4 separate regions of the Mus musculus genome follow, and all the other regions are linked to region 1. A link is a loop called in an ENCODE intact Hi-C map of the cell type or tissue named here. Cell type or tissue: left cerebral cortex. All regions are shown on one strand. Links, peaks and the distances in the headings refer to the core of each region. The heading gives the core; the rest is flanking DNA. Region 1 holds the start of Sass6 (SAS-6 centriolar assembly protein). Region 2 holds the start of Slc35a3 (solute carrier family 35 (UDP-N-acetylglucosamine (UDP-GlcNAc) transporter), member 3). Region 3 overlaps Agl (amylo-1,6-glucosidase, 4-alpha-glucanotransferase). Region 4 overlaps Gm40128 (a long non-coding RNA gene).

What was found. Peaks named below come from ENCODE experiments on the same cell type or tissue, not always from the same donor. Only the 100,000 strongest peaks of a DNase experiment are listed, where the experiment ranks them.
Region 2: a loop joins it to region 1, with 7 times the contacts of the local background. A loop is called at or near these places in 3 of 42 quality-filtered maps.
Region 3: it touches region 1 in a loop (4-fold over the local background); 17 of 42 quality-filtered maps call a loop at or near these places.
Region 4: it touches region 1 in a loop (3-fold over the local background); 11 of 42 quality-filtered maps call a loop at or near these places.

What each region holds. Positions count from the first base shown.
Region 1 is chr3:116,590,775-116,598,375 of GRCm38, forward strand. It overlaps Trmt13 (tRNA methyltransferase 13), which reads right to left. Exons shown (of 12, transcript NM_030016.3): 2 at 3,865-4,819; 3 at 1,690-1,736; 4 at 1,419-1,485. The coding sequence starts at 4,011. It overlaps Sass6 (SAS-6 centriolar assembly protein), which reads left to right and starts at 4,184. Exons shown (of 17, transcript NM_028349.3): 1 at 4,184-4,404. The coding sequence starts at 4,340. In left cerebral cortex, for the core only: a CTCF peak has its summit at 3,694 (motif pointing right); a DNase peak (open chromatin) is centred at 4,162; H3K4me3 peaks cover 1,989 bases; H3K27ac peaks cover 973 bases.
Region 2 is chr3:116,707,185-116,714,785 of GRCm38, forward strand. It overlaps Slc35a3 (solute carrier family 35 (UDP-N-acetylglucosamine (UDP-GlcNAc) transporter), member 3), which reads right to left and starts at 5,096. Exons shown (of 8, transcript NM_144902.4): 1 at 4,899-5,096. In left cerebral cortex, for the core only: no CTCF peak of the experiment used is centred there; DNase peaks (open chromatin) are centred at 3,938 and 5,093; H3K4me3 peaks cover 2,017 bases; H3K27ac peaks cover 1,212 bases.
Region 3 is chr3:116,745,536-116,753,136 of GRCm38, forward strand. Agl (amylo-1,6-glucosidase, 4-alpha-glucanotransferase) reads right to left here. Exons shown (of 34, transcript NM_001081326.1): 30 at 6,450-6,661; 31 at 4,863-4,960; 32 at 1,082-1,169; 33 at 845-978. Among named protein-coding and RNA genes, the nearest start is that of Slc35a3, 37 kb to the left of the region's middle. In left cerebral cortex, for the core only: CTCF peaks have their summits at 2,307 (motif pointing left), 3,503 (motif pointing left) and 5,867 (motif pointing left); DNase peaks (open chromatin) are centred at 3,486 and 5,856.
Region 4 is chr3:116,832,648-116,840,248 of GRCm38, forward strand. It overlaps Gm40128 (a long non-coding RNA gene), which reads right to left. Exons shown (of 3, transcript XR_867574.1): 2 at 4,063-4,364; 3 at 2,710-3,637. Among named protein-coding and RNA genes, the nearest start is that of Gm40128, 5.1 kb to the right of the region's middle. In left cerebral cortex, for the core only: a CTCF peak has its summit at 3,567 (motif pointing left); a DNase peak (open chromatin) is centred at 3,558; H3K4me3 peaks cover 557 bases; H3K27ac peaks cover 306 bases.

The sequences.
Region 1 (7,601 bases), core at 1,079-6,078:
AGCTAACATACTTTTAGCTCATAGCATCTGGGGCAGTGGTTCTCAACTGAGAGGCATCCGAAAATGCGGAAGGGTATCTGTCGCAAAATGACTAAGAAGAGGGCTGGGCAGTAGTGCAAGCCTTTGATCCTGGAACTCAGGAGGCAAGAGGCTGAGACAGGTTGGTCTCTGTGAGCTTGAGGCTAACCTGCACTACAGAGTGAGTTCCAGGACACCTAAGGCTGCTATAAAGAGAAACCCTGTCTCAAAAAGCCAACCAAACAAAAAACCCAAACACACAAATAAACCCCACCACCAACAAAAAAACCCCAATATATCTTGAGATACATTCTGTAAAATGGTCCATATCATGAAGCAAATGAACATACTTATCAATTTCTACCAAATTATTGTATTTTGTTTCCAAACATAAATATGAATTTTTGGGCTGGAAAGATGGCTCAGTAGTTAAGAGCACTAACTGCTCTTCTAGAGGTCCTGAGTTTAATTCCCAGCAACCGCATGGTGACTCAAAATCATCTGGGATGGTTTTGCCCATCTGGAATGAGATCTGATGCTCTCTTCTGGTATGCACGAAGACAGTGTACTCATATACATAAAATGAATAAATATTTAAAAAAAATAAATCTAGCCGAGTGGTGGTGGCGCACGCCTTTAGTTCCAGCACTTGGGAGGCAGAGGCAGGCAGATTTCTGAGTTCGAGGCCAGCCTGCTCTATAGAGTGAGTTCCAGGATAGCCAAGGCTATACAGAGAAACCCTGTCTCGAAAAACCAAAGATCAATCAATCAATCAATCAATCTCTGTAAATGTTTAGCTCTGGCTTAGATGGACACTGTTTAAGATGTATGTGGCCTGGTGCTAGCTCACATTCACTATCTCTACACTGAGTCTGCATCTCAAAGACGCCCAGTAGTTATTCTTTACAACTTTAATCCTAAATTCTTATCTCTGATTGGAAATCTCTTGCTGCACCATCACCCCTCTCTGTCCCGCTATGGCGATGGGTGTGTTGGCATATCATGTACCTATCGTCGAAGCATTTGGAAAGCAAAGCATAAGAAACATTTGAGCTGTGCTGAAGAGCAGCCTAAGTAATGCAGCACAGCACCCTATCTCAAAAGCAAGCAAAAAGAAAACATGAAATAATTATTCTGGGCTGGTCAAGGTGGCACCCACCAGTAGTCTTAGTACTAGAGAAGCTAAGGGAAGACGGCCTCAAGTTTGGGGTTAGCCTGGGCTACACAGTGTAACCTGCCTCCTATCTAACCAAGCCAACAGATAAAACACAAGTACAGAAAAGAGGAGGGAAGAAAAGTACAGCTATCAAGTGAGTACAGTACATTTGCCAAATTCAATCTGCATCTTATAATACTAAGTATTTATATACAGATATCACACATACATTTCAAATACTTACAGGCTTAGGCTTCTCTCTTGAATTACATTTTTTCAAATGTTTTGCTAGTTGGTCTTCATACACTGTGCTAAATTTAAAGAGAAAATTTAAGAGTTAGAAAAATCGTAAATGAACCTTGTGAAACTTAACCGTTTCTAGTACATCACACAAACAAATATATACAAACACACACACATACACACACACACACACACACACACACACACACAAAGACTAATGCACTCACGCACCCCAAATGACAAAAACCCACTTATTTGACCTTATACTTAACTGTTTTGGATCTAAAGGACACAAGATTCTTTTCCGAGTATTTTCTTCCTAATAAATTAAAACGGATACATTTATTTAAATGTCAAGTTTATTACATTCAGATGTTAGATACACCCACAGTGTGTTTCTATTCCTAAAATAAGGTAAGAAAACTTAAAGGATACAATGAAAAATAAGCAAGATTAGGTCATGCCGCATAATAAGAGTCTTCATTGTAGCTCGCTTCTGTATGAATGAATAAGTACTGTTTTGGCTTGCTAATGTAATTTTGCATCAGAGATAACACCTCCTAAAAATGGGTACAGTAATTGTATGCACCATTAAGAAAAGATGTTAACCATGTACTTTGGATTAACTAACAACAATATTCATCATGTACAAAATGATCTTTTGAAATAAATATATACTGGGTATAAGTGGCTAAATTGAGCTGACTAAAATACTCATTACTTGCATCCTTGCTCTTTTTGAAAAGTGTTGCCCATTTAAATTGATTTTAAAATGCGTATTTGTCTAAAGGTGTTCAAATATGGGGAAATGATGGGCGTGGTGGAGCATGCTTTGAATATCAGCTCTCCAGAGGAAGGGCAGACAGAGCCAAAGGCCAGCCAGGGTGACCCTCAGACCCTCTCTCAGAATAGAGTACAGGAGAAAATACGCCAGGAACAACAAGGCATGGCTTTAACAATTTAGAATGGGTCATATTCACTAGCTTTGCAACTTTTCTAAATGCTAGTTACAGTCTTTTATGTTTTATGCATTTAATTATAGGCACTGGGAGAAAAGCAAGGGAAACAATGTTGGCAGGTCTGCCCCACAGATCCTATCAACCTGGATGCAACAGGATGGCCCAATTATTAAATCCAGAGGCCAGTGGTTAGGTGTGATTCTCAGCTCTTTCTATTAGCTGCTAACTCTATAATCCTGACTGCTTCATGTAAATAATAGTATAGACTTTCTATATTAAGTATAGACTTACTATATTATTAAGTAGAATAATAGTATGACTTGCTTCCTAAGGTTTGTGAAAATTGAATTTTTAAAAGCAAAATAACGTTTAGTACTAGCCCTACAGCCAAAGCTGACCAAGTATTTACTCTTAATTTTTCTCAATTGTTTATTTCAATTTATTTCAGAATGTTCATGAAGATACGCACACTGAATTTTAGAGAAAGTTAAGGAATTTTCAGTATTAAAAAAAACAACATTATTTCATGTATAGACTTTTAAATTAAATTCCAGTGTGATTCTTTGATGGAGACCAGCTAGTTGGGAGGCTAAGGCAGGAGAATTCCTGGGATCAGATGTTCAAGACCAATATGAGCAATTCAGCAAGATCCCCATCTCAAAAACAGAAAGTTGTCTTTCAAGGGAAATAGTACTCTAACTTTCAAAGCGTAATCACAGAACACACACACACACACACACACACACACACACACATTTTTAAAATCTATTGTTTGAGTTTAGAAACAGTGTATAGCAGGTTAGTAAAATGTTTTCTTTTTTGGTGTAGAGGGTAATGAGGCTTCCTGTGACTTTAGACTTAACTCTCCAGGAAAACACCTTATGAACTTGTAATTATTATTCTGGGACGGAGAAGGAAAAATAAACGTAAAATAACAAACTTCAAAGTTGAAAGCAAAGTTTTTTGTTTTGTTTTGTTTTGTTTTTTTCTTTTTTTTGTCTCTCAACAGACATTAATGTCATAAGACATTTTGGTTGTAAGTGCAAAAGTATTAGTGGCTCCTAATGTATAAAGAACAGGCAAATTACTAATCTACAAGTCTAAACAAACAAACAAAAATTGTTTCTAAGTTTCTTCCCCATGCATTCACAAGTGGTTATCGTTCAAAAACAATAACTATAATTAATTAGAACCCAGTTAATAAAACCTAGTGATCTTTTTCAAGCACTCCTTTATAAAAATAATCACTTCCCCTGAGGATGGGGGACTAGCGGAAGGAAGGATGAGTGTAAGGGTCTCTGAGACAGCAGAGGGAGCTTTTAGTACAAGAAAGCAATGCTCCTCGGGGGCTCCTCGCGGCTCCGAGCGGTGGGCAGAACTGCATTTACTTAAATCCATGGGACGGAAGCAGGAACCTGTCAAAGGGGCGAGACTGGGGTCCAGCACCCACAGACCCGCGACTCCCAGGAAGGGAGGGCGATAGCTGACCTCGGCGGAGCCAGCGTGTTCGCCACAGAACCTTTTCCCCGCGGCCGCCACCATCCTGCAGAAGCGCTTCTTCTTTTCTACGAAGTAGTTGCATCTGCCGTCGATGGGAAATCCGATCGAGGGCGAAGTCGCCGCCGGAGCCTCCATAACGCTGGGTCCTTTTGAAAGCCTGGCTCAGCCCAAAGTTGTCAGTCCCCTTTGGTCCCACTTCCCTTAACAAACGTGGCCGCCTGAGGGGGGTGGGTCCACGGAAATGACGCATCAGCCCGGCTCGGTCGGTGCCCGAACCGGAAAAAGGTGACGGTGGCTGACGAGGTCCAAAGCTCCTTCGTTCCCTCTGTTTATCGTTTCCCTCCTCCTCCGCGGGAGCTGAGCGCCAAACTCAAACTCATCGGGACCGGCTCTTCTTTGCAGCCGGGACCGAAGGCCGGGCCTACTGGGCTTCTTCACCCTCCCGTCGGGGCAGCGGTCCGACATGAGTCAAGTTCTGTTCCAGCAGCTTGTTCCCTTGCTAGTGAAATGCAAAGACTGCGAGGAGAGGTGAGCTCCCGGAGCCGGCGGGTGGCGGTTGGGGTCGCGCCAATGGGGAAGATGGCGGCTGGGTTCCGTGGGGATCGGTCGGTCCGCGGGTGTCGGACTGTCACACCGGGAATCGGGAAGGGACCCTGCGGACTTAATGGATACCTTTGTTTGTGGCCGGGCCGGCCGTTGCGGAGGGGACGCGAGGAAAGGGAATGAGGAAATGGCAAGCCGACTCCTTCACGTCCGTGTTCTGGCCCTCAGCGGGACAGAGCCCAGCCTGTCCTTTCTGGGTGGCAACTCTGATTCTCCCTGTCATTTCCACAAAAGCTTCACGGTGACTTCAGGGAGCTGTCCGCACTAGGATTCAGGTCGCCCGGCCCTTCACTCATGCTCTCCTTTGAAGAACACTGGGGGTGAAGCTTTAGAACTCCATCTAAAAACAAAACAAAACGTTCAGTGACATATTTCGGTTCATCCGCACGTCAGTTTCAATCATTTAACCAACTCCCAAAACTGGAAAAATCAGGAATTCTGTACATTCAAAACATAAGTCAACCCGTAAAGCCCTTCGTCGGACCCCTGGGGATACCTTGATCTTCACAGAGTTTACACTAGGGTATCTTATCGCACAGATGAATGCAAACTTGCCACACTAACCACAGGCGATCTGATTTTTCCCTCTTTTACTAATAACTTTTTAGTTGTTAGTTTCTGTGAACATTACATTTTCTCATTTGCTAAATTGATTTAATATGTCTAGCTGTTCATTTGATTGCAATGAAGACCAGGTGTGAAAATGTTTGTAGAAACTAAACGGTGAAAAAAATGTTGAATTAAAAAACAACAAAAACAAAAAGAAGACACTGATGTATTGAGTCGCTGGACTGTTAAACTGTGGTATGCGATTTAAAATTAGGTCCAGAATCAACCAGCAAAGCAGTCAGAAAAATGGACTTAAAACATCAGCCGTATATAGGAATCTGTAGGTTATTTAATTGTCTTATTGTTTGTTTGATTTTGACAGTTGAAGTGGTGCCCTCACTTAGCATGCTCTACCACTGATGTGTAACCCCCACCCCACCCCAGCCTCTCATTGGTGATTATTTTGTGATGTTTAATATATAGACATGTAGTTATTGAATTCGGGCTAATCCAAACTGATGTCTGTAAGTATAAAATTCATAGATTTTGAAGACCTGCTAGTAACAGAAATGTAAAAAGTCTCAATTTTATGTTGATTATCTGTTGCGGCTTTATTTAGGGTATATTGGGGTCAAATGTATTCAAATTAATTTTTACTTTGAGAGTTATTTTTTTTAAGTAACTTCTAAACAGTTTAAAGTGACACACATGACTCAAGTTTGTGGTGTCCATTTTGTTTCTGTTGGGCAATATGGGCCATTACTTGTGATTCCATGCCTGACACTCTGAACTCTTCTTCGACACATTAAATTGTAATCACAGTTAATCGTGTTAAAACACAACTTCAACTTTAAAAATTACTCAGCCGGGCATGGTGGTGCACGCCTTTGATCCCAGCACTCGGGAGGCAGAGGCAGGCGGATTTCTGATTTCGAGGCCAGCCTGGTCTACAGAGTGAGTTCCAGGACAGCCAGGGCTGTACAGAGAAACCCTGTCTTGGGAAAAAAAAATTACTCTTGTTTAGAAACCCGATATTCCTATCACCCATGGCAAGGCTCAACCAGCTGTTCATAAATCAGATTTTTCTGGAGCACAGCCATCCTTATTTCTTACCCACTGTCTGTGGTTGCATCTGTGCGATGCAGAATCAATGAGCAATTGTATGGGAGTATTGGCTGGAAAATTACTGCGTGGCTTTTATGGTAGATTGTATATATATATATATGTATATATATATATATATATATATATATATATATATATATATTTTTTATGTATATGTATATATATGTGTATATATCTCCTCAGCACTGCAACAGCAACAATAAAGGGGCCGGGCTAGCAGGGTAGCGGAGAGGAACACAACCACACACGATTGTGACAGAGACTCTATAGCAGTGGCTTCTGATCTTCCTGATAATACAGTTCCTTATGTTGTGGTGACCCGCCCAACCATAAAATTATTTTTGTTGCTACTTTGTAACTGTACTTCTAATGTAAATATCTGTTTTTTATGATAGTCTAAGGTGACCCCTGTGAAAAGGTTGTTTGACTCTCATGGGGGACCAGACCTGTAAGTTGAGAACCACTGCTCCATAGTCTTCAAAGTCTAAAATATTCACTCTCTGACCTCCTAGAGAATAATTTTGCTAACCCCTGACCTATAGGAAGAACAACGTAGATTCCTTAGCCAACTATTGAAGAGCAGTTTACCCCAGCAAATACTTGCCTGCTGTGTACCCTAAACTATTCTGGGTACAGAGACCATGAGGTTTCCTTCCTTTCACCTCCGAACAGCAACATCAAAACCAGTCGCCATCTTGGTTCTCAGGGAACGCCCAGACACAGAATTGAGAAGACCCCCTCGGAGAAGCAGCGTAATGCAGGTTCCAGGGTTAGATCTGGAGCCAGATTGCCTGGGTTTAAAGTCCCAGTTCTGCCACTGCCTGGGTGATCTTGGACAGTTTGCTTACTGCGTGCACATTTCTGTGGGTTGAAGCTTTGTCCTTGCAGCATGCTGTCATCAATGCTGTTATCGACTACCACTACACTGTGCCCCCAGCTTACACTTTCACTTGTTTTTTGGTCTCATCTTTAAATTCAGAATAATAGTGCCTACTTCATGGCATTATTATTGAGGATGAGATTATTTAATGCATACAAAGAGCTTAAGATAGTAACTAGTATATGTTAATGATTCCCTACATCGTAGTTATTATTAGTAGTAAGGTGTGACCACATAAGTAGTATAGTAAAGGCATAGTAGAGGGGAAGGCGGTTGGGGAGACGATAGGGTAATTAGCAGGGAACCCTACCTAGAAGGAAGTGGTGCGAGCTTCCAGGATTGGATAACCACGTGTTCTTAAGTTTCGATTCCTAAACTCTCTCTCAGTCATCACACAAGAACTCCGCTCCTCCTGGTTCCTTGACTTCTCTCTATCTACTGTGTCTCCTCTCCTGCTGTGCCCTCTGCCGCAGATGCTCATTTTTTTTCATGACTAAGGTGCGCATCTCCAATCCTGTGTATGTGTGTGTGCAGTGTATGTGTCTATGTCATGCGTGTATATGTGTAT
Region 2 (7,601 bases), core at 1,252-6,251, 120 kb after region 1:
TTGAAGAGGACTAGAGTTCAATTCCTAGCATTGGCGGTGTACGTACAACCATCTGTAACTCCAGTTCCTAAGAATCCAGAACCTTCTTCAGACCTGAGAACACAGTATGCACATGGTATACATACATGCAGGCAGGCAAAACACGTAGAAAATATGCTTTAAAAAAAGATTCTTTAAAAATTAAAATAAGCCGGGCATGGTGGTGCACACCTTGAATCCCAGCACTCGGGAGGCAGAGGCAGGCGGATTTCTGAGTTCAAGGCCAGCCTGGTCTACAAAGTGAGTTCCAGGACAGCCAGGGCTATAGAGAGAAACCCTGTCTCGAAAAAAAAAAAAAATTAAAATAAAGTTTAGTGCACATATATAACATACCAGGCATAATGACACAAACCTGTAGTCCTAATGGAGATATAACCCTACACCCATTTCCAACAAGTCTCAAAACAGCAACAACAAAAAACAAAAACAAAAAAAGAAAGAAAAGAAAGAATACACACACACACATATATATATATCACAGTGTTAACTCTTTCATTAATGGAGACAATTAAGTTGAATAGCCTTAACATACACTTGCTGTTTTTAAAACTGAAATCTAATATTAAGCAACTATTCATATTATTCTGAACTTTTGAAAAAAATTACTTAACATCAAATAGAAACTCAAAATTTTTCAAGAAAAAAAGCACCTAGTTACTGAATTATAATCATAATCCTAGTTAGTTCTATTACTGAATCATAAAATGCAGCTTTTAACAGAGAAATCCTTTCCATTGAGTCTATCGCCTGTGCACATTCATTTGGGATATTAACTTCCTTGGGAGGGGGTGTTGGGGAGGGTGAGACAGGGTTTCTCTGTCCTGGAACTCACTTTGTAGACCAGGCTGAAATCCACCTGTCTCCACCTCCCAAGTGCCAGGATTCAAGGTGTGCGCCTAGGCAGGTATTAACCCTTAAAAGGCACGTGCTTGAGTGCATACATCCATCTCAAACTCAGTGATGTAGGATAAAGCGAAAATCACATGACCTGTGTCATCGTCAAAAGTCATCTAAATGGAACCAATGATAATTGTCCTACTTCAGAAATAATTAAGGTCCAATGGAAAAGTGCCACAAGTTAGAGGCTATCCTGGACTACTTATTAAGTTCCAGGTCAGCCTGGAGGACTATGATGTGAAACCCTATATAAAATACCTTGGTGTGACTCTAATAAAGCAAGTGAAAGATCTATATGACAAGAACTTCAAGTCTCTGAAGAAAGAAATTGGAGAAGATCTCAGAAGATGGAAAGATCTCCTATGCTCATGGATTGGCAGGATTAATATAGTAAAAATGGCCATCTCACAGAAAGCAATCTACAGATTCAATGCAATCCCCATCAAAATTCCAACTCAATTCTTCATAGAGTTAGAAAGAGCAATTTGCAAACTCATTTGGAGTAACAAAACACCCAGAATATCGAAAACTATTCTCAACAATAATATTATTATATAATAACAATATTCTCAGGTAATCACCATCCCTGACCTCAAGATGTATTACAGAACAATAGTGATAAAAATTGTATGGTATTGGTACAGAGACAGACATGCAGATCAATGGAATAGAACTGAAGACCCAGAAATAAACCCACACACCTATAGTCACTTGATCTTTGACAAAGAAGCTAAAACCATCCAGTGGAAAAAAGACATAATTTTCAACAAATGATGCTAGTTCAACTGGTGGCCAACATGTAGAAGAATGCAAATTGATCCATTCTTATCTCCCTGTACAAAGCTCAAGTCCAAGTGGATCAAGGACCTCCACATAAAACCAGATACACTGAAACTAATAGAAGAGGAAGTGGGAAAAGCCTCAAACACACAGGAACAGGCGAAATTTTCCTGAACAGAACACCAATGACTTATGCTCTAAGAACAAGAGTCTACAAATGGGACCTCATAAAATTGCAAACCTACTGTAAGGCAAAGGACACTGTCAATAGGATAAAATGGCAACCAACAGATTGGGAAAATGTCTTTACCAATCCTACATCCGATAGAGGGCTAATATTCAATATATACAAAGAACTCAAGAAGTTAGACTCCATAAAACCAAATAACCCTATTAAAAATGGAATACAGAGCTAAACAAAGAATTCTCACCTGAGGAATACCGAATGACTGAGAAGCACCTGAAAAAATGTTCAGCATCCTTAATCATCAGGGAAATGCAAATCAAAACAACCCTGAAATTCTACCTCACACCAGTCAGAATGTCTAAGAATAAAAACTCAGGTGACAGCAGATGCTGGCAAGGATGTAGAGAAAGAAGAACACTCCTCCATTACTGGTGGGATTTCAAGTTGGTATAACCACTTTGGAAATCAGTCTGGAGGTTCCTCAGAAAACTGTACATAGTACTACCTGAGTACCTAGCTATACCACTCCTGGGCATATACACAGAAAATTCTCCAACATATAACAAGGACACATGCTCCACTATGTTCATAGCAGCCTTATTTATAACATCCAGAAGCTGGAAAGAAACTAGATGTCCTTCAACAGAGGAATGGATACGGAAAATGTGGTACATTTACACAATGGAGTACTACTTAGCTATTAAAAACATTGAGTTCATGAAATTCTTAGGCAAATGGATGGAACTAGAAATTATCATTTTGAGTAAGGTAACCCAGTCATAAAAGAACACACATGATGTGCACTCACTGATAAGTGGATGTTAGCCAAAAGCTCAGAATACCCAAGATACAATTCACAGACCACATGGAGCTCAAGAAGAAGGAAGACCAAATTGTGGATGCTTCAGTCCTTAGAAGGGGAACAAATTACTCATGGGAGAAATACGGAGACAAAGTGTAGAACCGAGACTGAAGGAAAGGTCATTCAGAGACTGCCCCACCTGGGGCTCCATCCCATATACAGACACCAAACTCAGACACTATGGTAGATACCAAGAAGTACTTGCTGACAGGAGCCTGATATAGCTGAGAGGCTCTGCCAGAGCCTGACAAATACAGAGGCATATGCTCTCAGCCAACCACTGGACTGAGCACGGGTCCCTAATGGAGGAATTTGAGAAAGGACTGAAGTAACTGAGGGATTTGCAACCTCATAGGAAGAACAACAGTATCAACCAACCAGAACCCCAACCCCCAGAGCTCCCAGGGGCTAAACCACCATCCAAAGAGTACACATGGAGGGACTCATGGCTTCAGCTGCATATGTAGCAGAGGATGGTCTTGTCCCGCATCAATGGGAGGAGAGGCCCTTGGTCCTGTAAAGGCTTGATGCCCCAGTGTAGGGGAAATGCCAGGAGTGGGAAGGAGGGTGGGGAAGCACCCTCACAGAAGCAGGGGGAGGGGGAGAAGGGATAGGGAGTTTCCAGAGAGGAAACCAGGAAAAGCGATAACATTTAAAATGTAAATAAAGCATCCAATAAAAATTAAAAATATATAAATAAAAAATCCTATGGTTATCTTAAAAACATTTCAATATGTTGGGTAAAGTTACTTTTTTAAAAAGAATGTCTAGCTTAGAAATAAAACTATTTTTAAAAAAGAATGAAAGGATTACATTAACTTGTATCATGGAGTGGTTTACATTTTGAAGGGTTTTTAATGGCTACCTAAATTATTTAAAATCTATTCTTGGTTATGGATACTCCACAGTAGCTAAGCACTTACCTAGCCTTCAGTATGACCTATGTTCCATCCCTAGAACCACTAACTAAGTAAATTGTCGCTGAGTATTTCTGAGAGAACTGTCAGAGAGTGGCATTAAATCTCCAGCTTCAAAAAGCGATTGCAAAGAACTAAAATTACAGCTCAGTGACAGAGTGCTCCGTCAATTCCCACGGGGTTCACTGCCCAGCACAGCCACACACAGTGAAGAGGGGGCAGGAGTGGGGGTGTGTGGGTGGATGAAGAGAACCAGGAGATAGTGAGACAGAGAAGAGAGGGGGCCCTGCTCATGCGTGTGCTATCAGGTCAGGCGTAGTTCCAAGGCAGAAAGACTTAAAGCTGCAAGTTCCGTTTTGGAAGCTATTGGTATGGTGCACCTGAAAGTGACCAGAAAATAAGGGCAGATGCGGTAGGAAAAAATTTAAAGGGAGGGAAGTTAGTCAGACGCATAAACGTAGGAGTCATTCATTTGAAAGCAAGCAACTTGAGTTAGTAGCAACGGAATGAAGACGTGAGAAACAACCAAACATTACCTGTAACTACCAAAATAAGTGTCTACAAAGACTCAACTCAGGTGCCATCTTCAAATATTGCGTTTAATAGGATATAATAAAGGGCACACTCCTATAAGTGCCTTGCTACAGTTAAAACCCATTACTTCGTTTAATATCCCTTAATTAATCTGAACTAGCAGAAACTTGAGTTAGCTTAAATAAAATGTTCACTAAGCTCCCCACTCTTCAATACTTAGAACCCCTGCAAACTCTCGCCACACACACTGATGGACACCCATCGCCTTCGGTCTAGACTTACCACGGGCACCCTTTCCATCTCTCCAAGTCCCTGCAGCTTCTTGACTACACCGTCCTTTCTCACCGAGCAGACTCGTCCCTAGCCCGGGGTCACAGGCTGAGCCGGAGCTCCCGAAATGACCGCGGAAGGACAGGCCGCCAGCCTGGCCCCCAAGGCACTTGGCCCGCCAGTCTGGAGCTTGCAGGCACACTGCCTGCCACACCCCTCCCCTCCCGACCTTTTCCTCCTCCACCCAGAACGTTTCGGCACGTCCAGGCCGGAGGTACAAGGCGCCCATTCATCTACTCCTCATAAACTAGGGCTGCAGCCGTCCGCTGTGGTCCCGGTGGCCTCAACCGCCCCGCGCCCTCCCAGCCCGGCCTCGGCGTCCCGCCAGCTTCCCCCAGCGCCCTCCGCTCACCCGCCGTGCGGCTCGGCCAGCTGCCCGCACTGGAGCCCCGGGCTCCGCGACGCCGGGAGACCCAGGCTGCCGAGCCCGTCGGCTCCGCCGCGTCCGCTGACCCGCAGCACCGCCGGCTCCCGCCGGCTCTGTGGCCCGGACCGCTTCGGTGAGGCCCAGGCGTTTCCGGGTTCCCGCGGTCCGGTCCGCCAAAGGATCCGGCTTCCGCCTCGGCCCCGGCAAACGCCGTTCCCTGTTCGGCTCCGGGGGCCCCAGCTTCGCGCTTGCGGGACGCGTCCCTGAGGCGACCCCAACCGCGGCTGCTCCTCGCGCAGCTCCCGTGACAGTCTCACGGTCGCCGGAGAGTTTGATAGGAAGGTGTCTCTCTCCCCACAGTCCTGCGGCAGAAAGTGGCGGGATGATCTGTCACTTAAGGAAGGGGACAAAGTCCTTTGGATCAAAGAACTCTGATGAGAACCGGGAGGCGGATCTTGGCTCCTGAAAATGACCACCAGTGAGTTGAAAACAAGATTATACCTGGTGCAGGTTACCAACCTTAGTCTAGGAGCCAGCTGGTTCGGTTAGGAATGATCCCTGTCCCCCACCCTGGGAGACCTGGAAGAGTGTCAGGAACGCAGAATGGGCTTAGTGTCACTAACCAGGGGAAAGGTGAAGAGAGAAAGAGAGCAATTTACCTCTTCCTGTCTGCAAGAATCTCATGCATATTACGTTTCAGTCTGCTAATGTATTTCCAAAAGTTCCCAACCACTGTAGCCATTGCTGGCTGTGGACAGGCTGAAATGTAATATTCTGGGTCCGGATTGATCATCGGATACAGCAGATTTATCCCTTCCCTGTTAAAACAATGCTCCTAGAATTAAGCTTACGCTTCTTTGCGTGGCAAATGATTAAAACCATCCATTAGGGAAGCATCGTTAGAAAACAACGGAGAAAAATAAAATTAAATGACTGTTAGCACATGATGCCTCGCTTAAATGTTTGTGTAATCCGACCTTCAGAAAACTTCTGGGGGATGGAATGTGGATTAGATCTTGATATTTGCTAGGGTCCGAACCTAAAACGTCCCCCAAAGATTCATCATGTGGTAAAGGTTTGGTTGCCAGCTAATGGACTTTGATGTTGGGGGAAGTGAATGGATAGTGAACCTCTGACCTAAGCCACTGATGTATTAAATCTTTGAAGGTATTATTAGGAGATGGTGTAAATGGTGGCACAAGCCTATTTGGAAGAAGTGGGTCGCTGAGGGTGTGTCTTAACCTAGCCTTTCCTCTAGCTCTCTTTGCAGCCTGTATGCTTTTTTTGGTAAATAACTGCCCCAGTACATAAGTTCCAACCAGAGACCCAGAGGCAATGAAACCTAGTCACCATGAACCAAAACATCTGAAACGATGATGTTTCAGGGAGGACTAATAAGTCCTCCCTCTAAGTGGCTTTCTCAGGCAAAAAGAAAGTAACAAATACAATACTTCTTATACTTCTTACTTTTTTTTTTTTTTTGACGGGGTCTCACATTGTAGCTCAGGATGGCTCCAGGCTGGCATTGAAGGTCTCGATCTCTTAGCAACCATCCTGTCTCAGCCTCTCTGTGCTAGCTAGGATCAAAAGCTAGAGCACTCAAATCTGCTTTCTATCCCCTTTTTCCTCCCTACCAACCCCCCCCCCCCCAATTATTGCCAATTGACCCTAGGCCTTTGTACCTCATATACTTCCCACTGAACCCTTTCTCCATTTTTTAAAAAAGAAACTCTGTTGGCATTCCTTCTAAGCTCTGCCCAACCTGACTATCTCCAGGTAGACCTGGCTAGTCCCTCCTCACTCTCTTACTCTTTCTGCCTTTTTCTCTCTCTGATCCCTTTCTCTGCTCTCCCCTTCCTCCTCCCCCCACTCTCTTCTGTTCCTAGCCAGCCTCTCCTCTCCTCTCTCCTCTCCCTCCTCTTCCCCTCCCCCTCCTCCTCTCTTCCTCCCCCTCTCTCTGTCTCTACTCAACTCCCCTTCCCATGTCTCTATAAATAAACTCAATTCTATACCATATCTGTCGTATGGCTGGTCTTTGGAGGGTGTGGGGAGGGGATGCCTCAGCATGAGCCCACCAAGGCACCCCTCCCACACCTTACTATTCCTGGCTCTACAAACATATCTTGGCTCTTTTTTTCTCTCTCTTTTTTTTAAATAAAACGAAACACTTAATATCCTTGTACATGCTAATTACACCTTGGCACTATTGTGAATTGTTTGTGTGTGTGTGTGTGTGTGTGTGTGTGTATCTTTGGTGTATGTGTATACTGATACCCAGAAAACAGTCGATACTCCATAAATGTATGATTGTAAAGGAAAGGGAACATTTAAAATATATAAGCAGGAAAAATATGAAATGGACATAAGTTCTTTTCTGTTGTTTAATTTGGTTTTAAAGACGAGGTCTCCTTATATAGTCCAGTCTGCCCTGAATCTTGCTATCTAGCCCAGATTGGTTATAAATGTATGGTTCACCCTGGCCTTAACCTCTTGACTGCTGGAATCACAGGTAGATACCACTATGCTCAGTGTCACAAATACATAGGTTAGAAAAAAGGAAGATTTTTTTTCCTCTTACTCTTTAGGAAATTTTAAAGTGATTTAAAAAAAAATAGAGGTGGAATGATGGGGGTGGGCTTTAAGGTAATATATACTCTCAAGCTACACCTAGTGTAAGACAGACATTCC
Region 3 (7,601 bases), core at 1,385-6,384, 160 kb after region 1:
AGGTGTAGGGCTGATGAGATGGCTCAGCGTGTAAGAGCACTGATTGCTCTTCTGAAGGTCCTGAGTTCAAACCCCAGCAACCACATGGTGGCTCACAACCACCCGTAATGAGATCTGATACCCTCTTCTGGTGTGTTTAAAGACAGCTACAGTGTACTTATGTAAAATAATAAATAAATCTTTGAACTGGGGCAAGCAGGGACTGAGCGAGCAGAGTTGACCAGAGTGAGCGGGGCTGACCAGAGAAAGCAGAGGTCCTAAAAAAATTCAATTCCCACAACCACATGAAGGCTCACAACCATCTGTATAGTGCACTCATATGCATAAAATAAATAAATAAATCTTAAAAAGAAGAAATTAAGAAAGTCTTTGGCTAAGTTTGTACCATCTTAGAAAAGTACACAATACCAATACTGTTTAATTTACTAATAATTAGGTCAAAGGGCACAAGAAATACCACTTGAAGTAATAGTCAAAAGACCAACTGATATTTTCAAAATAATGAAAATTTTTACTTGATAAATGAATCAACTCAAAAGGCTCAACCTGAACACTTCAACTATTATTTTATTCTATCTTAATATATCCAAATTATCAGTTATCCTGAAAATTAAAGACTATTCTACAAGTATAGATCATAAAATATAAGATCCTCAAATACTTATATAAAATATAAGAACCAAAATACTTAACGGAGGTAGAAATTCCATGGTTGAAAAAAACGGTACAGAGCACAGGGTGGGTTCCATGAAGATGCACTTGGCATACAAAGACAAATTCTATGGAACCCTTGCTTACCTGGTAGCTAATACACTGACTGGACATCAGGCACGGGATGACTTACCTCTCAAGATGAACATAATGTCTAGAAAGAACATTTTTAACCAAAAATACAGTCTTCGCAGCAGTCTCTGGACCCATCATTTTGGAAAAATACAACTTTGCACGAAGAAAATACCCAATTGGCCACAGCCACTCCTAAAATATGATTTAAAAACAAAGAGAAAAAGAATTGTGAATATCTAACTTTATTTAAAAATAAGTTAAATTGAAAACTCTGAAAAGAAAATGAAATTCTTACAGGTCCTTGGTGGTAATTGAAGCCTCTAGCAAGGTTGTAGTTGTCATTGTCTAAGGCATTATCATAAACTCCACAGTAAACCATGTCACTGCAAAAGGATTGGCGTGTGAGGTCAGTAAAAGAGGGTCAGGCCTCACACAGGAGGCATCAGCTTTTCAGTAACAACGGCAAGAAAAAGAACCTCTTCTTTCCTAATCTGCAGCGTGAGCTCGCTCAGCGTCGGTACCTTACTTAATACCAAGTACAGGGGACGTTAACAATATGTTCAAGTATCCGCATGTTTTCTTCTCATTTACATCCCAGACTTTAATTTATACATAGGTAGGATATAAATGATACTAGAAGAGGGCCCCTGGAGGGAGGACGGGAAGGCAAGGCAAGGGAAGGCAAGAACAGTACCGGATATATGTAATGTGAGGGCAGAGTGAGGGTTGTCGGGTGGGAGGAAGATTGACAGGTAGCCAGGGAGCAGGGGGAGGAGCCTTCACAGAAATATGTATGAATAGTGTCATAATTAAACTTATTATTTTGTATGCTAATTAAAAAAATTAATAAAAATATTGAGGCATCTTGTCTTCAAGGAGCTTGTCTATATTGTATTTAAAGTCAACCATTTCAGTAGGCTTTCAATATGTGCACAACAATTAAAATGTCCAAACAGTTGTTTGAATTACGAAAAAGTAAAGATAAGGTTTTATTGACTACAGAGCAGAAAGGCATTATTTATGTAAATTATTTATTTTGTGGTGCCTACTGATCAAACCTTGGGCCTTATCTATACTGGGGAAGTATCCCACAATTTATACAACCTTAGTCCATGTAGGGTCATGTTTTAAATTTCTCTATGAAGCTATTTTAAAATTAAAATGAGGCCGGGCAGTGGTGGCACATGCCTTTAATCCCAGCACTTGGGAGGCAGAGGCAGGTGGATTTTTGAGTTGGAGGCCAGCCTGGTCTACAGAGTGAGTTCCAGGACAGCCAGAGCTACACAGAAAAAAAACCTGTCTCAAAAAAACTCAAAAAACCCAAAAAACCAAACAACAAACAACAACAACAACAACAACAACAACAACAACAACAACAACCAATAACAAAAAACAAAAACTAAAATGAGGGCTGGCGAGATGGCTCAGCGGGTAAGAGACTGCTCTTCCGAAGTTCCTAAGTTCAAATCCCAGCAACCATATGGTGGCTCACAATCACCCATAATGAGATCTGACGCCCTCTTCTGGTATGTCTGAAGACAGCTACAGTGTACTTATGTAAAATAATAAATAAATCTTTGGGCTGGAGCAAGCAGGGACTGAGCGAGCGGGGCCGACTGGAGCAAGCATAGGTCCTAAAAATTCAATTCCCAACAACCACATGAAGGCTCACAACCATCTGTACAGCTATAGTGTACTCATATACATAAAATAAATAAATAAATAAATAAATAAATAAATAAATCTATCTTTAAAAAAGTAAAATGAGTATACGGTCAGATTATAAATAACAGTTGAATAGATATTGCTATAATATGTAGAATTTAAAACAAAGTTATATACTGAGCAGTGTTATAAACATTGCCAACAGATGAGTTATGCATAGTAAGTAAGTAAGTACAATTTAACTAAATTGTAACTTTTAAGATGTTGTTTCATGACACAAAGTGGCCATATGAACCTTTATCATTAACTTTTAGTGAGATCAGCAAGTCTTCTGTTTGTTTTTGAGGGCTTAGAGTTTGAGACAGGGCCTGACTGTGCGCCCCTGGCTGCCCTGGAAATGTCTCAGTAGTCCAGGCTGGCTTTGAACTCACAGAGACCTTCCTTTGTGTGCCACCACACCTGAGCTGAACATGCAAACAGACAAAAAAATAACAAGTATCTGTAAACAAAATTTTGGGTATCAAGAACGAAATCAAGCCAAGCATGGTGGTATGTGTCTAATGCTAGGAGGTTGAGACAGGAGGGTCAGGAGTTCAAGGTCAGTGTCAGCTGTGTAAGACTCTGTCTCAATAAACAGAAACGAAATAGCAAGATCAGTATATAGAAAGGCCAGTTGACACAGGGGCAGTGGTGGCACATGACTTTAATCATAGCACTTGGAAGGCAGAGGCAGGCAGATCTCTAAGTTCAAGGCCAGCTTGGTCTACAGAGTGAGTTCCAGGAAGCTACAAAAACAAAAACCCAACCAAGAAAGAAAGAAGGCAGGCCATGTATAGCGGTACACGCCTTTAATTCCACCCCACTCTGGAGGCAGAGGCCGGCCTGGTCTGCAGTGGAAATCAGCACGTGATAAAGTATAAAAGCCTGGCTCAGATGGTAAGCACACTGGCTGCTCCCCCAGAGGATGAGGGTTCAATTCCCAGAATCCACATGTCTCACGACCACCGGTAGCTCCAGTTCCAGGGTATCTGATGCCCTCTTCTGGCCTCTGTGGGAACTGTATGCAAGTGGTGCAACAGAGCTACATGTAGGCAAAACATAAGAAAACAAAAACAAAAAACCCAGAAAGACCCTAGAAATTTAGGAAAAGGGTTATAAAAGTAAAGACATTTGCAAATGCAAATTGTAAGATAAAAAAACCACAGTTCTTTACTGATTTAGGCAGAAAGAGTGGTGCAATTGTCCAGGAAGGACGGAGACTTCTGGAAAAGAAGATCATTACAGCCACCACTACAAGTGGACACATATGCCTGCCACTTAAAATAGCACAAACAAGTGTAGGTTATCCAGGAGTATGGAAAAACTATCCACAAAAACAAAACATAAAGACTGTCCTTGAGGGCCTGGAAAGATGGCTCAGCAGTTACGAGCATGTGTTCTTCTTGCAGAAGACCTGGGTTCAATTCCAGCACTCACATGATGGTTCACAACTGTCTGTAACTCCAGTTCCAGGGGATCCATGCCCTCTTACTGCCTCCAAGGGCACCAGGCACACATGTGGCACAAAGAAATATATGAAGGCAGAACACTTATACACATAAATGAATATGGGGGTGTGGTGCTGAGGACAGAGCCCAGGGTCCTACATGTGGTAGGCATGCACTCTACCACTGAGCTACATCCTTCCAACTGCTCCTCACGAGGCGGGCTCTCATGTGGCCAGGCTGGTCTCAAACTTGTGAGACAGTGGAAGGCCATCATGGACTCTCAATTCTCCTGTTTCAACTATCCAGAGGCTGGGCTACAAGTATACGCCATCATGCTGGGCTCAAGAGCTATTTTAAAGATTTATTTATTTACTTTATGTATATGAGTACACTGTTGCTGTCTTCAGACACACCAGAAAGGGCATCAGACCCCATTACAGATGATTGTGAGCCACACTATGGTTGCTTGGTATTGAACTCAGGACCTCTGGAAGAGCAGTCAGTGCTCTTTACTGCTGAGTCATCTCTCTAGCCTAATACTAATAATACTAATCTATGTGGGTTAAACACAATTTCAACTGCCTTCTTCTTTTCCCTTTCCCCTTTCCCCTTTCCTTTCCTTTCCTTTCCTTTCCTTTCCTTTCCTTTCCTTTCCTTTCCTTTCCTTTCTCCTTTCCTTTCCTTTCCTTTCCTTTCCTTTCCTTTCCTTTCCTTTCCTTTCCTTTCCTTTCCTTTCCTTTCCTTTCCTTTCCTTCCTTTCCTAGACAGTGTTTCTCTGTGTCCATCCTGAAACTCATTCTGTAAACCAGACTGGCCTTGAACTCAGAGCTACCTGCTTCTGCTACCTCCTGGGTACTAAGATTAAAGGCATTCACACCCACCACCCAACTCAACAACCTTCTTAATACTAATATTCCAACTTACTCTGGGTCTAAAGTTTTCATGCCAAGGGGACCAAGCAATTTTTTTTCTGCAATTTCCAAAGCCTTCCAAGCCTTCTCAGCAGTAAAGAGTTCAGGGGCCTAATGAAGGTGAAATAAACAAAGAAAAAACATTTTAATATCGCAGAACAATTAGTTCTTACTCATGTAAGAATATGGTGTAGGTCAGATGGTGAGTGGAACCTGACGACTCTAATCCTCCGAGGCGGAATCTGAGTCGCCTTTCTCGGCTGAGAGGCTGGGAGAGCGCACGGGCCACCGGGGCCACCCGTGAACAAGAACCAAACAGGAGCCACAGCTACACCGGAGGCAGAGCTCACCTCCCGCTGCCACGTCCTAGGCGTGCAGGAGCCCTATACGCGTACCCGAAGCTTCTCTCCTCTCTTCTTGGCGATAATGAACTCAGAACTTGTACGCCAACAGCACAAATGCTTGCGACGGGTGGAAGGAGAGAAAATCTGCACCCATCTTACAGAGAAAGCGGAGCAAAGGCATCACGCCAAAGTGCCTCTGTGCAAGCCTGCTCTCTCTCTCTCTCTTTCTTTCTTTTTATTTTATGTGCATGGCTGGGTTTTGTCTGCATGCATATCAGTGTGAGGGTGTGAGTTACAGAGAGTTGTGGTTGCTGGGAAATGAACCCGGGTCCTCTGGAAGAGCAGTCACTGCTCTTAACCACTGAGCCATCTCCAGTCTGAAAGGGTACACTTTCATACCACTACAATTAGTAATATCTGCTTAGTAATCTTTTTGACAAAGTCAAACACCCAGGGAGGCATGGCTAAACACAGTCCTCCTAGTCCACTGCCCTGAAGAGTTTATTTTTAGACTGAGATTTTACAATAAAAGGGGATCAAGAATTCTTAGCTAGGTGGCTGGAGAGATGGCTCAGTGGTTAGGCACACTAGCTTCTCTTCCAGAGGATATAGGTTCAATTTCCCCACACCTACAGGGTGTAATTCTAGTCTCAGGGATCTGATGCCCTCTTCTGGCTTCTTGGGGCATTGCATATACATGACATACATTACATGCAGGCTCCTCCTCCCCCCCCAATAAAATGGTAAAACAAAATAATAATTAATAATAAATAATCCTTAGCTAAATAGAACTAATGAGAGAAAGACCACAAAGGAGACAGATGTGACTATAAGCTGCTGTGGACATTCCCTAACACAGAGCTTTCTGTCTAGTGCACTGGGGAGCTGTTTGTGGCATGCGCTGAGGTAACACAAATGTTCAGCAGGCCAGGGTGAGGGCTGAGGCCGACTGAGGCAGCTGGACCTGGCCTAAGAGACCCAGTCCATTCAGCCCAGTGTGTGCATAGACGCCAGGTACTGGGCATGTGTGACTCTGGGAGCGTTTGTTTCTCTGCATCCACTATTTTCCATTTTTGACACTAAATGTTTTGGATTAGAGGTGGTATGCATACTAAATTACTCTAAAACCATAGAATACTATCCAGAAAGCAATAATGTTTCATGGTTAAGTGGAACTTAAAACCAAACAGAAGAAAAAAGGCCCTTAGTAGAGTTACCATGACATTTTTGAAATGTGAAGGCACTATATCACTCACCACGACCATTGCTATGGTGAAGTTGGGCCTGAGCTGATAGTCACACCAAGGACTCGACGCACCATAGCTGTCCTTGTAGATGCCGCGTTTGTGAACCAGGTTCGGATGCTTCTCGTTAGGATCTGAAGGGTCTTCGGAAACATGAAACAGCTTTTCGAAATTGTTTTGTATTTTTCTGTTCCACTCATCGTACGAGACTGCCACAACCTTTCCTGAAAAGTGACAAGAGACATTTTGTAGATCTTCAGAACATTTAAACATCTGTTATTGCCAAAACTTCATATTTAGCTTCATTATGAAATAAATTATCTATGTTTTAGAAAATGTGGCTGCTTTAGATGGAGATATGCTATAAATTCAAAGACCAAATACCTCTCCCAAAAGAATGACAAACAGCTCAGGACTAACTTCATACTCAACACACTGTGCTAACAAATAACACTTCATATGCACTGAATTAAACATACAGTTACTTTCACCTACTTCTTTTTTTTTTTTTTTTTTTTTAAAGATTTATTTATTTATTATATGTAAGTACACTGTAGCTGTCCTCAGACACTCCAGAAGAGGGCGTCAGATCTTGTTACAGATGGTTGTGAGCCACCATGTGGTTGCTGGGATTTGAACTCTGGACCTTCGGAAGAGCAGTCGGGTGCTCTAACCCACTGAGCCATCTCACCAGCCCCACCTACTTCTTTTTTACGTTTTAGAAAGTCTAGGGCTGGAGAGATGGCTCAGTGGGTTAGAGCACCCGACTGCTCTTCCGAAGGTCCAGAGTTCAAATCCCAGCAACCACATGGTGGCTCACAACCATCCGTAACGAGATCTGACTCCCTCTTCTGGAGTGTCTGAAGACAGCTACAATGTACTTACATATAATAAATAAATAAATCTTTAAAAAAAAAAAAAAGAAAGTCTAGAGTTGTACAGGTAGCTCAAACATTGCTTCTGTTGCGTAGGAACATTGCTTCTGTTGCGTAGGAATTGTTCCAGAAAGGGATGGGAAGATTTCCAGACTGCCCATGTGCGTGACTTGCTCACAGAGTGAGGGAGAGGCCATGGAGGCAGGCACCACGCCGCCTCTTCTCTCAGCTCACTGGTGCTGTAGGAACGGTGTCAGTAACCAGCTGTTAGCATTTCCATATTGGGAAT
Region 4 (7,601 bases), core at 1,535-6,534, 240 kb after region 1:
CAGTCATGCAACACCCTTACTGGGGAGACTAGCCATCTATTTTTAAATGCCCTGTTGGCAGACTTCAACAGACAGCTGTATTAGGTGGACAGAGGCCGACTGCGCGTGGGGAAGAACATCGTGTTAACTTGGTTATTTTTAGTTGTGAAACCTCCTTTTTAAACCCTAATATTAGAAAAAGAGAGGTATACACACAACAGATACACACATACAAGAGAGAGAGAGAGAGGGAAGGAGGGGGGAGGGAGGGAGGGAGGGAGAGAGGGAGGGAGGGAGGAAAAGATTAAGAGACCCTGTGCAAGGTCCTAGATTCAATCCCCAGCACTAAAAATTTAAGTTTTAAGAACACACTCAAGTTGAATGCTCTTAAAGCTTGGATGGAAAGATCTGCTGTTAGTGCCTCAGAGTACACAGCCCTGCAACCTATGCGTTACCATTGGCAGCAAGCCTGCCATTTCCCTGAAAAGCCTCCTTTTATTCTTCTGGGAATCCTGTCAGCACTTCTGAGCAAGTGCAGGAGTGGGTGGTTGATCAGCAAGCTTCATGCTGTCTTGTTTAAAAGTCTCACTCAGGTGGAAGTATACTACAAAACCTACCAATGTATCTCTATCTATGTACCTATGTGTCTGTGTATCTATGTAACTATGTAACTATGTATGTATATGAATAAATCTATATTATCTATCTATCTATCTATCTATCTATCTATCTATCCATCCGCCTACCTATCCATCTATCTATCTATCCATCTATCTATCTATCTATCTATCTATCTATCTATCTATCTATCTATCTACCTACCTACCCACCTACCTACCTGTCTATCTATGTGTTTATCTATACCTCCCCTGCTCTGTGTGTGTCTCTCTCTGTGTTTCTCATCTGTGTTTACAGTCTATTTGTGGGTTAAGTCCTGTCTTAAGTCTTCCTCGGCAGCAGGCGTACCAGCAGTAGTTGCACCTGAGTATGCACTGTCTCACTTCCCTGGAGTCATGTTTGCTGAAAAGGGGTCTGTTGAAGCTGGACCCTACTCCAGCCCCATTGCTTTTGTCTCATTTCTCCCCCTAGACATGTCCCAGACTGAGAATCTATCAAACCTCTCCAGCAGGGCTGTGGTCCTGCATCCTGCCTTGACACTGGGGTGTGGGAATGCTGCTTGGGGCTGCGAAACTAGAGGGAAACACTAGACTGCTTTTACCCTACGCCAGTCAGCCCCAGTGAGAAATAACAGAGAATTAGGCTGACGCTGGGGTTCCCTGACTCCTGGACATCCAGTCACCACTAGAAACCATAGAGTCAGGAACAAAGGGGGCCAGTGGGCTGAGGATGAGCCTGGTGGCGTTGGGGGGAGGGGAACTCTAGCTTAGTTTAGCGATGATGAGTCCAGGAACCCTGAGGGGCCTTCTGAGGGAGACTTAGGCAGCATGGCTCTGTAGACAAAGGCTTTCTCCATGTTCCCCATGGTAGTTCTTGGTGAAAGTGGCGGTTCATGCTTATCCATACCATTTTCTGACCGTTCATTGTGGAAAATGGGTCCATTATCACTTCCCCAGGGTAGACCAGAAATTAAATACCGTTTGCAGAAAGGAATGTCCAGGAAGGGAAGCTTATTGGCTAAACCCTCAGGGCCTCTAAATACCTCACTAGCAAGGGGAGATCTTTGTTTTGGGCTACATGACCACTGGTCATGTCCCTTTGTGGGTCACATGTTCTGGGCCAGGAATCTTGGTAGGGAGCAGAGACATGCCTACCATCCTCAGATGGGTCCCTGGGACCTGGGGTCTGTGAACCCAGTCAACCTTACCCAGTTTCCTGGCACGGACCACTGCGCCACAGGACTCATCTGGTTGGTCTCTCGGGCAAACTCAGTAAAATGAAAAGAGAGAACGAGCAGGCATCATACCTGCTTGCCGTTGTTTTGGGGACGCCCAAAAGAGTTCAGGGTTTTGTCAAAACCAAGTCACTGGAGAGTTTAATTTTCCTTGGGGGGAGGGCAGAATTCTCTTGTGTGTTTGTTGCTACAGTCAAAGGTGAGCTTACTCTAGGAGAGCTAACAGAAGACACTGCTCAGACTGTAAGCGGGAGAGTTTTATAAGGGAAGAGGTCATGTTACTGACACGACTGACCCAGAAACCCACAGAACTACAAACACACATTATCAAGCTTTCTCCATGTTGTTTGCAACATTTATGGTGGATATTTTTGTTTTGGTTTGGTTTTGTTTTTCGAGACGGGGTTTCTCTGTATAGCCCTGGCTGTCCTGGAACTCACTTTGTAGACCAGGCTGGCCTCGAACTCAGAAATCTGCCTGCCTCTGCCTCCCGAGTGCTGGAGTTTAAAGGCGTGTGCTACCACGCCCGGCTGATATTTTTTAATGTTGCTTTCAACTTGTTTGCTATTTTCAGCAAGCGATTACCACAACACACACATACATCATGCATATATACATACATGCATATATACACACATACAGGCATGCATGCATACATATATAATTTTGCGTCAGGGGCATGGAAGTCTGTAATTTAAGATTAAAGCTATGTAGGGCTGGAGAGACATCTCAATGGTTAAGAATACTTGTTCTTGCAGAGGACCTGGGTTTATTTCCTAGTACCCATGTGGCAGGTAACAGCCATCTGTAACTTCAGTTTCATGAGGTCTGACGCTCTCTGTGGGTCGACGGGGCACCTAGTGCACACACAATCATGCAAGCAAGATATTCTTGATCACAACATAAAATAAATAAGCATTTATAAATGGGTTAAAGCTATCACTTAACTTAGGCTGTAAAAGCTGATTCCATGTACAATCCAAGATATAGTGAGGTTGGGTATATTGTTCTCTCAAAGGCAGGTTAAACGTAAATAGGCTGAATGCATAGTAGGACAGCAGGTTAAGTATGCAGTCTTGAATGCTCTCTAGGCACCTTATTAACATGGTGGCAAGATCTGGGAAATTAGTTTATTTTTAATGCAAGAGGTGTTTTCATAAAAAATGTGTCACTACAATTTCCTTTGTCTCTGTTCATAGCACTATAACAAAATGCCAGCTATTATGTACTTTACAGTTGCGAAGCCTTACAGTTGTAAACCACGATCGAGGATACTGAAGGTTTGATGTCTAAGGAGGCTTCATTTCCTGCTGCCTAGATGATGCCTTTCTGAATCTTCACAGGGTAGAAGCCAGCGAGTTTCTGAAGCTTCTTCACTGAGGGCACGAATTCTGGACCAACTCTGAACAAGACGGGCTTTACCCGACACCGACTGCGATACAGTTGTGACTTAGACATGTGGGCTCTTGGACTGTGGAAGTCTCCTTAAGTCCCTGTTTCAGGGGGGCCCTCATTGCTGCTCCCCAGTCACTGTTGCTCTGCGGGTTATGCAGGATACAGCCCTTTGTCTTTATTGGGGACATATCAGGGACGGAGCTTTACGGGGATGGAGGAATAAAAAACAAGCAAGCACCTCCCTTGCCATTCAAGGACCAGACAGGGGGAGCCGTGAGCTGCCATAAAAGGAAATGAACTTGTTCTTCCTCGGAGTCAGGCATTCGGAACACAATGTCCTGGTGTCTGCTGCCCCCGTGTGGACATTTACATGTGTTGACTTCAGTCTTGGGTTTTCCTTATTAGGTGGTTCTATGCCCAAAGAAAGAATAGGTCAGATACAAAGAATTTTTTTTTTTTTGGAGGGGGGGGGGTGTTCGAGACAGGGTTTCTCTGTGTGGCCCTGGCTGTCCTGGAACTCACTCTGTAGACCAGGCTGGCCACGAACTCAGAAATCCGCCTGCCTCTGCCTCCCAAGTGTTGGGATTAAAGGCGTGCGCCACCATGCCCGGCTAGATACAAAGAATTTAAGGCGTCCTTCTGCCTCAGCTTGTCCCCAAATCCCTCTAGGTTCCCTGTGCTCTAAGGGTCACACGTATCCACTGCCTTTTTCTCCTTGGTGGTATGCTATCCTGAAGCAGGACTAAGTCCACACTGGATCTCCCCTGCCTTTAAGAGCTTTTGAAGAATCAGCTTGGGGAATGGAAACCTCCAGAGAATCGCCCTTTTCTCCTTACCTTGAATGTAGATGGCACGCACGACTAGTTTGCCATTGGCATAGCGGACAGGATGGCTTGTTATGTCTATGATTTCGTCCTGTGGTGTACGTATAATGTCCCGGCTGTCTCAGTCGCTTTCTGGGCTCGCATATGTGACTACGTAGCCACACTATGAAGTGCTGTGAAAAGGAGCTGAGTGTGGTGATGGATGTCAGCCTTCAAGAAATGGAGCCATTGGTGCAGGAGGACAAGCGCAGTCGTATTTCTCTAACAATCACATGAACCCAGAGGCAGATCACTCTCCAGTTGAGATCCGAGCCCTGGAAAATACCCGGATTGCAGGTGAAAACCAGAGGGCTGCATGAATCTGTGCCTAGATTCTGTTAGGGAAGAAACGTGTGCTGTTTTTTTTTTTTTTAACCAGCGGGTGTCTGCGAACCTTTGCTATCGACAGAGAAACAGAACTCTGCTCTTTGGTTTTTACTTATGACTTCCCTGTCCGCGGGACCGCATCACACATCCTAGTCTGTGTTCTAGTTTGCTGTCTGGTGCTGTGATAAATACCAGGATCAAAAGCAGCTAGGGGAAGAAAGGGTTTGCTTGACTCGAATGTCTCTATCACAGTCCACTGTAAAGAGAAGTCAGGGCAAGAGGAGAAGCAGGAACTGAAGCAGAAACCAGGGAGGAGCACTGACAGCGTAGTACACTCAGCTTGATTGCCTGCCTCCCTCCTTTCCTTCCTTCCTTCTTTTTTGTTTGTTTGTTTGTTTGTTTGTTTGTTTGTTTGAGACAGGTTTCTCTGTTTTACCCTGGCTGTCCTGGAACTCACTCTGTAGGCCAGGCCAGCCTAGACCTCAGAGATCTGCCTGCCTTTACCTCCGCAGTGCTGGGATTAAAGGCATGGGCTACCATGCCTGGTTCTCAGCTTGCTTTCTTATACACCCCAGGACCACTGCCCATGGTGATCTGATTCCTCCAACATCCATTATTAATCAATAAAATTCCCTGCAGACATGTGCACAGGACAGTCTGATGGAGGCAATTGGAGTTGAGGTTCCCTCTTCCCAGATAACCCTACCTGTGTTCAGTTGACCAAAATTTAACCAGCACAGTTAAGTTTTTGAAAATCAATACAATCAACAAATAACCTTTGGTTTAGAACTGCTCTTCCCTCCCACCAAGAGTCTGGCACGGACCTTGCTCTTTTGGCTCCTTGAAGGTGAGTCCTCTGTCAGGGGCTATCCCAGCTCCTTACCAGAGTCCTGAGGGGGCTTGCATATGTAATTTACCTACTCAAGGTAAAGCTGGTTTAATGACAAACTTTGTTCTTTCACAGTATGAGCTATTAGACTTTCCATGGCTTCAATCTTAAGTTGCAACAGGCTCCTTAATCCTTTCACAGTTACAAGAAACTTATGATTCCTGGGGAAATAGACAATTCACAGAGCAGAAAAATATAAAACCAAAATGTCTTAGCTAAGGTTTCCATTGATGTGAAGAGACACTGTGACCAAGGCAACTTTCATGAAGGTTGTTACTGGGACTGGGTTACAGGTTCAGAGGTTCAGTCCATTATCTTCCTAGCAGGAAGCACTGCAGCATCCAGGCAGGCATGGTGCTAGAGAAAGAGCTGAGAGTTCTCCATCTTGATCTGAAGGCTCTCAGGAGAAGACTATCTTCAGGCAGCTAGAAGGAGAGCCTCAAAGCCCACCCCCACAGTGACACACATCATCAACAAGGCCACATTTCCTGATAGTGCTATTTCTTAGGTCACACATAGTCAAACCACCACATAAAACTTCTTAAAGTTAGGAAACTATTGAATTTACAAACAAAGCTAGTAAGAAGCAGTCTATGATGGATGTCATGGCGGATCTATAAAATGAGAATAGGCAACTGAAAACTCTCAAGGAAAAAAAAAAACTTGGAAAACATCCTAAATCAATCCAGTATATATCAGAAAATCAGTAGACAAAAAACGGAATAGATTTTAAGTTATATATAGAAGCAACTGACTGCTGTCCAGGTAACTGGGTAGAATATGTGTTTTTTCCGTTCACAAAAATAACCAGTGAGGGACTAAGATTAGAGATCCCAAGTTAGCCAAAATCTAGTACTACATTCACCTTTGCCTTCTGAACTTCTGAACTTGGTGTTTCCTATAAAACATCTGCCCTAAGAACAGACTGGTACCACAAGTAGGCTCCTGAGTCCTTTTGTGGTCCTAATCAATCAGTCTTGGGTGTGGTGTTCAATAAACGATTCTTGCTTAACTGAGATCTGTATGTGTATCGTTTGTGTGTCAATTCTTTAATCCCAACATGCATCTCCATGTCTAATGCCAAGATTTTCTTCAGATCTTCAACTCCTTTGAACTTTGTTGACTGCAACACATTTTTTTTTCTCTTGTGTTGGTTCTTCTCCTTGTTAGCAGCTCTCTTTGGCAGGTATGTCTCCAGGACAATATAGGCTTCACCTGTCTAGCTTCACACAATGGGCTCTCTGGACCTCCATGCAGATGCCCTTGCCGTACTCCTGGCTGGCCTCAGCAGCTTTCCTTAGTCACAGAAGGAGATTCCATAACTCTTTCACAAAATGGCTTCTCTGGGCCTCCATGCAGGGACACCCCTGCCAGATGCCTGGACTCAACAGTTTTCCTTAGTTGCAGAGAGAGATTCTACATCCCCTTAGTTCTATCTTTGACTCTAGAGCCAGAGCTACATGGCTGAAGCTGCCAAGTTCAGCTGCTTGCTGGGGTCAGAACATGGCCCCCTTATTCAATTTTATCTTTACCAGTTTTCTGTTTTCAATGGTTTTCTTCTCTCTCTAAACTTGGCTGGCCTGGAACTTAGAGATCTGTATGCCTCTGTCTCTTGAGTGCTGGGATTAAAGGTTTCTTCTGTTGGAACTCAAGGAGTCTATTGCCATGCCTGTACCTCAGCTTTTCTTTAATTCCTTCTCACAAGATTGAAGCTTAGCAGAGTGGGATCTCGCACTGAAGTTACCACTCCCTAAATTCCATTTTTACGTTTGTTTTCTCCATTTCATTAAAACACTCTTGATAAGAGTGAAACACAGAACAAAGTCTATAGTAGGCTGTTTTGAGATTTCTTTTGCCGATGCAATTAATTTAAATCTCTCCACTTTAGCCCTAGACAGATTCTTTGGACAAGGGCAAAAAGCAGCCACATCCTTCATCAAAGTGCCACAAGAATGATCTTTAGGCAGCATATTAAAATTCTTCCCCTCTAAAGCCCCTTGAGCCCCCACAGTTTAAATCACCCTCAGAAACACTGTTTTCCATGTTCTTGCTAGTATGGCCCATTGTGCCCTGCTAAAAGCATCCCACTGCTTTCCAAATACAATGTCTCAAAATAAATATTCCTCCAAACAAAAGCATGATTGGACCTATCACAGCAAACCCCCAGTTCCTGGTATCAGTTTCTGTCTTGTTAGGGTTTCATTGCTGAGAAGAAGCACCATGACCAAGACAACTGTTATAAAGAAAAGCATTAAATTGTGGCTGACTTACATTCCAGGGTTTTAGTCTATTCACT